Linked DNA regions of Homo sapiens: region 2 is linked to region 1. Evidence: chromatin loops called from intact Hi-C (ENCODE). Cell type or tissue: heart left ventricle. All regions are shown on one strand. Region 1 overlaps GLI2 (GLI family zinc finger 2). Region 2 overlaps GLI2 (GLI family zinc finger 2).

Evidence for each region. Peaks named below come from ENCODE experiments on the same cell type or tissue, not always from the same donor. Only the 100,000 strongest peaks of a DNase experiment are listed, where the experiment ranks them.
Region 2: a loop joins it to region 1, with 6 times the contacts of the local background. A loop is called at or near these places in 1 of 110 quality-filtered maps.

The regions. Positions count from the first base shown.
Region 1 is chr2:120,835,302-120,840,301 of GRCh38, forward strand. All of the region lies in intron 2 of GLI2 (GLI family zinc finger 2), which reads left to right. Among named protein-coding and RNA genes, the nearest start is that of GLI2, 100 kb to the left of the region's middle. In heart left ventricle, no CTCF peak of the experiment used is centred here; no DNase peak of the experiment used is centred here.
Region 2 is chr2:120,784,692-120,789,691 of GRCh38, forward strand. The region is part of intron 1 of GLI2 (GLI family zinc finger 2); the gene reads left to right. Among named protein-coding and RNA genes, the nearest start is that of GLI2, 51 kb to the left of the region's middle. RefSeq lists a silencer at 1,082-1,376 and enhancers at 1,396-2,318, 3,241-4,163. In heart left ventricle, no CTCF peak of the experiment used is centred here; no DNase peak of the experiment used is centred here; H3K27ac peaks cover 262 bases.

The sequences.
Region 1 (5,000 bases):
GCAGCCTTAGGGAAGATTGGCTCCCGTTGTTGCTCAGGTGAGGCGTCAGTCCTCCCAGGCCCCAGCCAGTCACAGGCACCAGACTTTTTTTTTTTTTTTTTGGAGACAGAGTCTCGCTCTGTCACCCAGGCTGGAGTGCAGTGGCATGATTTCGGCTCAGTGCAACCCCCGTCTCCTGGGTTCCGGAGATTCTCCCGCCTCAGCCTCCTGAGTAGCTAGGATTATAGGCGCCCGCCACCACACCTGGCTAATGTTTGTATTTTTAGAAAAGATGGGGTTTCACCATGTTGACCAGGCTAGTCTCCGACTCCTGACCTCAGGTGATCCGCCCACCTCAGCTTCCCAAAGTGCTGAGATTACAGGTGTGAGCCACCGCATCGGCCCAGACTATCTGTTTTGACCTTACATGTAACTTTGCTCTGGAAGTATCTTACCTTGGCATGTCTGGTCTTTGGAGAACACACATATGCACAGAAAGAGATGTGTGTGTGCGTTTGTGTGTGTGTATGTGTGTGTGTGTATACATATATATTTAAATATTTAATATTTTAACCACACCAAAGAGATGTAACAAATACATGTACCTCCATGCAGCTTAACTTTTTTTTGCCATTTTTAGTCTGCAGCATGTCAAGGTGGGGGATGTTCTGCCCTGGATGCAGACATTAGGGAGTGTGCATTGTTTATAGAGAATTCAAAAGCAATAATCAAACTGGCTAACAGTTTACTATATGTTATTACTATGTCCTGGCAATTTTAACCTATGTCAGTGATGACACAGCCCTGACTGGGGTAGTCTGATCCCATGGCCCCCCCATCTGGGCTGTTAAACCCTGATTTGAACCCCTATCTATTGCTCTTCCTTGATTCCATCACCCTCTTCTATCTCCTGCCCCCCAGGAGTAGCGTCAGACCAGAGAATGTTGTGTTTGTCATCCCTCTGGCATATTTCCCCGTTTTTACTTTATATGTAAATGCCCATACAGGGTGGGTTTCAAAAGTTGATTAAGATGTTATCTTATTATGTGTGTGTATATGTGTATATTTTTTTCTGTGCACAAGATTATGTTTTTGAGATGTATTCATGTCGTTACCTGAAGCTCTGATTTGCTCATTGAAAGCTCCGTAGACGCCACAATAAATGAATATTCCACAGCCGATTTCTCTCCTCGCCTGTTGAGGTAATTTACATTATTTACACTTTTTTATTGTTGCAGACATTGTTGCCATGGGTGGCACACCTCCCCCTGTGTCCCTGTGGGAGAACTTTCTTCACAGCAGGGGTTTATAAAATCAATTTCATGGGAAACAGCATTTAAAAAGATGCAATAGAAAATATCACAATACATTGCAAGTATTAAAGTTTTGTCAGACTGTTTTATTTATGTGTGTGTGCCTGTGTGTGTGCATGGACACCTGGAGCACATTGCAACACAACGTGTGTTTCTTTCTCTGTATCACACTGCTCATTTAGAAGCCCAAGCCCAGTGGAAGGGTAGATGTGCTGGGCTGTTGGGTGTACACACTTGTAGCTTTGTTAGATATTGCCAAATTGCTCTCCAAAGTGGCTGCACAGTTTCTTCAGCCTCACTTTTCATGAAATGGTTGACAATATTAGACTGGAATTTTTTCCAGTCTAATAGTGAATGATCTTAGTTTCATTTGCATTCTGCTCTTTTGCAACGTATTGGACGTTTGGGCTGCTTCTCCCTGATTTGCCTATCCATCTCCTTTGCTGAGCTTTTTACTGGGTTGCTGTGTTTTCCTGAAAGTACTTTTAAGAGATACTAATCTTAAAAATCTTAATCTTAGGCCGGGCGCGGTGGCTCACGCCTGTAATCCCAGCACTTTGGGAGGCCGAGGCGGGCGGATCACGAGGTCAGGAGATCGAGACCATCCTGGCTAACACGGTGAAACCCTGTCTCTACTAAAAATACAGAAAACTAGCCGGGTGTGGTGGCGGGCGCCTGTAGTCCCAGCTACTCGGGAGGCTGAGGCAGGAGAATGGCGTGAACCCAGGAGGCGGAGCTTGCAGTGAGCCAAGATCACACCACTGCACTCCAGCCTGGGCAACAGAGCGAGACTCCATCTCAAAAAAAAAAAAAAAAAAAAAGTCTTAATCTTGTTTAGACATGTTATAAATAATTTCTCAGTCTTCTGTTGGCCATTATCTTTGGGTATGGCATGGTTTATTGAGACAACGGTTGTACATTTTAACACAGTCGAGTGTATGATTCTTTTCCTCTGTGGCTTGTGTTTGTATTTTAGGAGGTTCTTTCTGTCCTTGAGGTCATACGGCTATTCTCCTATTCTAAAATTTAAAAAATTGTGCATTTACATGTAGCTTTTAAATTTAGCTGAGACTGTTTTGTCTTTGACATTATGTAGAGATCAAATTTGTTTTACTTTATCTATGTGAATAATCGTCTCAGTAGCAATTATTCTATTTCTTAATTTTTAATGATTTTTTTAAATGCAAAAACTGTCACATGTCAATTTTCCTTGCATATGTAGCTCTGTTTCCGGGCTCCCTACTTTGTTCCTTTGGTCTATTAGTTTCTTCTGGTGCCATCTCACATTGTCTTAGGTCTTACAGCTTTCTGTTAAGCATGGCAGGGAAAATCCCCTCATGTGTTCCTCTTTCAAATGGTCTTGGCTCTTTTTCTGCCCTTGTTCTACCGTGAGAACTTTAGGATCAACTTGTTAGAGTCCTGAAAATCCCTGTTGGGGTTTTGATTATAATTGAGTTATTTGTGAATGAATTTGGAGAAGATTGCCATCTTTGTCATTTTGAGTTTTCCCGCCCATGATCACGGCCTTTCTCCCTATACTTATTGGTTATTTTATGTCTTTTTGTTTTATCATTTGTATCATAAGGGTCTTACACATTTTTTGTTACATTTATTCATAAGTATTCTGAAGTTTTCTTTGCTGCTGTAAATGTTATATATATAAAATATACACACACATATATATATGTTTAAAAATTACAGTTTCTAGTTCATTATTGCTGGCATCTAGGCATGTAGTTAAATTTTATATATTGATTGTATTTCTAGCAATCTTGCTGATCTTTTACTAGTTTTAAATGTGTCCCTACAAATTTTATAGACATTTTATTTAATCTTGTCATTTACAAATGGTGATAGCTTTTTCCTTTCTTTCCAATTTTTCTCTCTTTAGTTATTTTCTTGCCTCTTACTGTGCTGTCTAGATTAGCACTGTCTAATAAAAATATAATGTGAACCACATTTAATTTTAAAATTTCTGATAGCCACATTGTCTTAGTCCACTTTGTGTTGCTATAACAGAATATCAGACTGGGAAATTTATAAAGAAAAGTCATTTACACTCATGCACCCCATAACAATATTTTGGACAATCATGAACCGCATATAGGACAGTGGTCCCATAAGATTATAATCCCATGTTTTTACTGTACCTTTTCTAGGTTTAGACATGTTTAGATATACAAATCCTTACCATTGTGTTACAGTTGCCTACAATATTCCCTATAGTAACCTGCTGTAGGCCAGGGTCAATAGGTTCCAGGAAGAACCTATATCATATAGCCTGGGTGTGTGGTAGGCTATACATTTAGTGATGCACCTAGTGATGCATATCTCAGCACATATCCCTGTCATTAAGTGGTGCAGGACTGTATTTCTCACAGTTCTGGAGGCTGGGAAGTCCAAGGTTGAGGAACCTGCATCTGGCAAGGGCCTTCTTGCTGTGTCATTCCATCAGCAGTGAGACTGACCCATAAATTTCCATTCTTCTCCTTATTTAGTTGAATTTTCAACTAAATTAACCTCATAACATGTCCTAAGGAATGCTTCCCTTTCCAATATTCAAATATTTGCATACCGTATGGATTATCTTCAAATATTTTAATATATTTGTATATGTTCATATTTGTATATGTCAACGATATGTTAAGGATTGTTGTCAAATATTTGTACATGTTACAAAGTTTGGAAAAACCCAAACTACCAAACCTCAGCCTGGGTTTGTTGGTTTCTTAACGTTTTTTAAAAAATTACTAATTCAGTTTATTTAATGGTTAGAGGTAATTCCAGTTTTCTATTTCTTTGTGTCATCTTTCATTCAACCAATCAATCTACCTCTGTCTTCAGGAATGTGTTCATTTTTCTTGTTTTTAAATTTAGCAGCAGTGTTTATAACTATATCCCCTTTTTCATTCTCTATGTTATTTATTTGTCCCTTCCCTGTTTCTTGGTTAGTCTTCACAGAGTTTTATTTTTTATTTATTTTTTTGAGATGGAGTCTCACTCTTGTCACTCAGGCTGGAGTGCAGTGACACGAATTCAGCTCACTGCAACCTCCGCCTCCCAGGTTCAAGAGATTCTCCCGCCTCAGCCACCCGAGTAGCTGGGATTACAGGCGTGCGCAACCACACCCAGCTAATTTTTGTATTTTTAGTAGAGACGTAGTTTCATCATGTTGGCCAGGCTGGTCATGAACTCTGGACCTCAAGTAATCCACCTGCCTTGGCCTCCCAAAGTGCTGGGATTACAGGCGTGAGCCACTGCACCCAGCCTTTTCACAGAGTTTTATTAATCCTTGCAAAGGTCTAATTCAGGAGTTGGTTGATTCTCTTTCTCGTTTCTTTGTTTTCTCTCTTACAGGTTTCTTTTATAATGATGTCATTATATCGTTTCCTTTCTTTCTTAGGTGTGCTTTGACATTATTTTCCCAATTCCTTGAATTGGGCACCTATGTGATTGATTTTTAGCCTTCCTCCTTTTCTACTCTTCTTGATATAAACATATTTCTAAGTTATGCTTCAGTTACATCCCGCACATTCTGAAACATAGCAATTTTATTAAATTTGAAGCCTTAGGATCCACGTCTTTGTACAGTTTTGAAAAATTTCCACCAACCATCTCTTCAAATTATGCCTTTCCCCGCTTCTGTCCATTCTCTCTTCCTGGAACTTTCTTATTCTGTCTTCCATGTGTCGGCACCTGGTTTTTATA
Region 2 (5,000 bases), 51 kb before region 1:
TCCATCTGCTGTGGTCCTCTCTGCTTTAGCAGGCCTTTCTGGACCGGAACTGTTCTTCCTTTGAAAATGCTCACTCATCCCTGCCTCCAGGAAACCTTCCTTGACTCCCTCAGGTTAGCAAGACTGGTAGCCCCCCAGAGCTTATCCCTGCTAGGAGGCTTATTCTGGGTTGGCACGGCCTGTTTCCTCTGATGCCGGTCTCCCCACCCCACACCTGGACTGGAAGCTCTGGGGCGGTAGTACTGTGTTTCCCTCACTTCTGTGGTCAAGGATGGAGACTCAAGATTGGCACACAGTAGGCCCTCAGGAAACCTGTGCCACCCAAATAAAGAACGTCGAGCTTGTCTCAAGTCACGGAGCTGGTCAAACCCTCCTGGCCTCCTTGAGCCGGCGCATGTCCAGGCTGCAGCAGACCACATTATTGGATCCGGGTCCCAGACACCTGGCCTGGGCTGCGATGAGGTGGCTGCCAGGAGGGAGGGAGGGTGGCTGAGGGCATGTGGCCTCCTGGGCATGCAGAGGAAGGCCAGGGCCTGGGAGAGACTGGACCAGGCAGGAGCGAGGCTTATCCAGGGCCGGCTTAGCACGTGAGCTACCTCCTACCTCATCATGAAGATCCCAGCTGAAGGCAGGGCACTCCTGTTGGCTTCATTGCAAGGAAAAAGTGGTGTTCTACTGGCCAGGGTGGTGCTGGCTGTTGGTTGCTGGCAGACTTGGAGGAAAGCCGGTGGCTGAGGCTGGCAGAGGCACAGACAGAAGGGCTGGGTGCAGGCATCACCTGGGAGGTGTGGGGAGGGCTGCAGCTGGGCAAGTTGGAGCAGGAGACCAAACCAGGAGATGCCAGGGCCACACACCAGCCCGGTTCTCCCTGGAGCCTCGAGAAGCAGAGCTACCACCCTGGATCTGCAGTCAGCACTCCCACCCCTGCCCTGCCCCTGCCCCAAGCCCAGCACCACCCATGGAGAGGGTGACCTCAGGCCTTGGAGATTGCTGGCTCGTGGCTGCAGGTGGCTTGGATCCATGCACTTGGATCCTGGTATGCTCCCCTCACATGTCAAAATTCCTGTCTCCATCCAATCATGGCATAACACTGTACTCCCTGGGGGTCCAGCCTGCCTATCTCACACCCAGAGTTGCACTGCCAGTCTGGGCTGGGATAGCGATGTGGTTAACTGCAACCAACTGCTGTGGTTATAAACCAGGTAAGGGGCCCAGTGACAGCCCCGCTGCATCATTGGCAAAGGACTGCTTGGGGGCTGAGCTGCCCGGGGGCTGGATGAGATGACCCCTGGAGGCCTTTCTGGGTGCCAGACTCTGTCATAAGAGGGAGAAGACAGAGGGGTTAGAAACACGTGGTCTGGGCTTGGGGTGGCTCCTGGCAAGGCAGCCTCACAATCCCAGGATCCGTAAGAGGACAAACTCAGAGGAATCAAAACGCAGCTCTCCCCACCACCCTGGACGGGTCTCAGCGAGTGTCAGAGCCCATCGCCAGGTTCTGAGGAGCAGTGTGATGGGCCAATGGGAGGCTCCTCTCCCTGTAGCTTGCCCAGAGTCCTGCCAACCAGACAGGGTCCCAGGTCAGCCCAGCTCCTTTCTCAAGACTTTGAGACTTGGTGTCGGTTGGATCACATTGTTTGAAGAGGTGAGATTTGTCCTTGATCTGCAGACATCTCCCACCACCGCCATCATCCCTGCTGTTTGGGTCCTAATTGGAAGAGCCTGGAAAGGCCACCTGCACCATTCCCCTGACCCCAAAATACCACCCCCACCCTCCAACCCCCCGCCCAACCTGCAATTCCACTGAGAAAATAGCTCTTTTGAGTGTGTCAGTGCTCAAAAAGCGCTTTTAAGAGATAAACACTTTTTTATTCATCTTGAAAATGGTTGTGCTTAGAGCTCAGCAGGTACCCAGTTAATATGTATAGGCTTCAGTGCTAAGTACTATGCATGGCAAATCTTTTGCTCTCAAGGGGTTTACAATGTAAGGGAAGGAAGGCATTCTTATGCAGTGCTGGCAAACACTGCCCATGGCAGACAGTACAAGTTGACTAGTGTGCCTCCTGCAGCAGACATTAGAAGTCGATTACTGCACTTTTCCTGACCTAAGAGATAGCCTGATGCCTTCTCCAACCCAGCCCTCCCTTAAAGGTGCCTGTGGGTCTCAGGGTCTAGAAGCTGCTCACCACGTGGACTTTGTGGGGCATTGAAGCCTGAGGGGATGCTCGGAGAAGAAGAGGATTCTTGAAGACTTGAGTGCCTGAGAGCATTTATGTGTTCAGTTCGTCTCTGAGTCAGTCAACAAACATTGATGGTGTCTGTGTCGAGGGTGGCCATAAAGGGACACGGACACGTAAACATGTAGTTAAAACACAATGAGATAGGAGCCTTGACCTTGGCAGGCACACAGGCAAGACAGACCCCTGCCTGGCCTGGCAGGGGGTGGTCCCAGGGAGGCTTCTCTGAGGGGGTGTCATAGTGGGTATTGGGGAACTAGCATTCCAGGCAGAGGAACCGCGTGATCAGAGTCACAGACAGCATGACTGCGGTGGAATGGGGGTGGGGCAGGGAACCTGGGGGTGCAGATCCTGAGGCAGGGCCTTGGGGCCATGACAGCGACTTGGACCTTGTCCTGTGCGCACTCACTGCCTTCATGGTCCTTCGTCCCCTCTCAGAGTCTCCTGCAAGGATTTTCCACCCTCAGTGGCCCTTGGTCCTTGCCCCCACCCCCAACTCCCTGCCTTCTCAGTCTTGGATTAAGGGGGCCTTGGCATGGGTCTGGGTGCCTGTGGCTCCCGTGTGCCAGGCTACTGGGGTCTGTTTCTGATGTCTGCTGCCACCCTGGGCCCCTGAGAGGCCTTCACCCCAGCCCTCAGCCTGCCCGGGGCAGTGTGATTTTCCCTCCTCAGGGCAGAGGCCAGCCTTGTTTTTCCTCCACACTCAGGAATCGCGCTTCAGGAATACACAAAGCAGCTGTTAAAATATCTGGGTCTGGCGGGCCGGCCACACAGTGGGCCCCTTGTTCCCCTTGCAGACAGCGGCCTCAGAGCACGTCCCAACCCTCTGCTGGGTCAGCGGTGCTGGGGGAGTGGTGTCAGGGAGAGACCCTGGACCTCTAGGCTTCAGGGCTCTCCAGGGAGGAAGGTGATGGACAATAGGAATTTAGAACCGAGTGGAACAAGCACATTACAAACAGATGCCAACCCGAGAGTTTAGATGTCAGACTGTAGAGGCGCTGGCACCAGGGTGGGTGGAGGAGGATGCCTGGATGGGACTGTCGTGTCAATTCTTGGACAGAGCCTTCTGTTGGTGGGGCAGCCTCCAGGCACTGCTCAGGGGCAGGCCTTCTCCAGCTGCAGGGATGATAAGGCCAGGCCTGTGTGTGCCAGGCCCCATGTGAGACATTCTGTTTATCCCCACTTAACAGATGAGGAAACTGAGGCTTAGGGAGAAGTTGATTCTTGTCGACAGTTCCTGACAGAGCTGGGAGGTGAACATGGCCATTCCTTCTCCAGAGTCTGCACTCACTGGCCTCCAGCTGAATGTGACAACCACTGACGTGTGCACAGGTGGTGTCAAAGTTCAGTCACAGCACAAAGAGGTTGGTGAGCTCTGTCTAGGACTCTGGGAAGGAGGGTGTGAGAGCAAGCTTTCTGGATTTTAAAGCATGGCATCCTCGGTAGAGCAGAGGGAAGAATGTTCCTGGCAGGAAGGCATGGGGATTGGAGAGGGCCTGCTGGCTTTCAGGGAGTAAATCCCAGTGGAAACAAACGAAGTCTTGAGGCCGTCTCAAATGTCAACCTCAAAGTAGGTCTTACCCACAGCTTCCCAGAGGGAAAAAGTCCTCCTGATACTCATCAACTCTTATCGGAGGCTGGCTGCCCCTGGAGGGGCCTGCATTTCCCATTGGGGCCCTCCCTGGCCCCTGTTCCAGCCCAGCAAGTCAGTGAATTAGGGTTAATTATCTGTTTTCCTGGACACCAGCAGGCCCAGGAGCTGGGCAAATTAGGGGAGCTTTTGTACTTGGAAAAACAAATTCAAGGAGCGATAAAGAAGCAGGTGCACCTGCTAGGATGGGGATTTTGTATGGTGCCCACCCCTGGCCACACTGGGAGGGTGAGGGCTTTGGCCACCCCCTCAACTTGCAGGCCCCTGGGCTGCATCCCCTGAAAGAGGTGGGGACAGCAGGCACAGGCTGGCCAGGCTGTGCTGCAGAAGCGTGTCAGACACCCAGGGGCTGGAGGCCTTCCTAAACTTCAGTCTCCTCCTAGCCTGCCCTCCCCAGATACCCTGACAGCCCCTATGGTTCCCCTTCAATCTGGCTTATCACTTATTTCTTTCTTTCTTTTTTTTTTTTTTTTTGAGACGGAGTCTCACTCTGTCGCCAGGCTGGAGTGTAGCGACACGATCTCTGCTCACTGCAACCTCCACCTCCCAGGTTCATGTGATTCTCCTGCCTCAGCCTCCTCAGTAGCTGGGATTACAGGCGCCTGCCACCACACCTGGCTGATTTTTAGTAGAGACGGGGTTTCATCATGTTGGCCAGGCTGGTCTCAAGCTTCTGACCTCAGGTGATCCGCCCTCCTCAGCCTCCCAGAGTGCTGGGATTACAGGTGTGAGCCACCGCGCCCAGTCTCACCTACTTCTGTCTCCCTGTGGGAACGCTTTTTTTTTCTTGCCTTAGAGTGTGCCAAGGGCTTCTCCCTCCCTTTGCTCATGCAGTTCCCAGACCCTGGAGTGCTCTTCCCTTTGTGCTCTCCGGGCCAAGTTCAGGACCCTTTCATTCTCTGACTGGAAGCCACAGGGCAGACTGGATGGTCACCAGGAAGCCTCCTCTGACCTCCTCAGGTAGCCCGCCCTTGTGGAGCTCCCACAAGTAGAAACTCACTGCTGCTTATTTGACATTTAGCATATACTGCCTTGGACTTTGAAGCACTCTCTACACAAGTGCCTGCCTCACAACTCTTTACATGTGTGTCTATAGCTGTGCTTTTATACCTTTT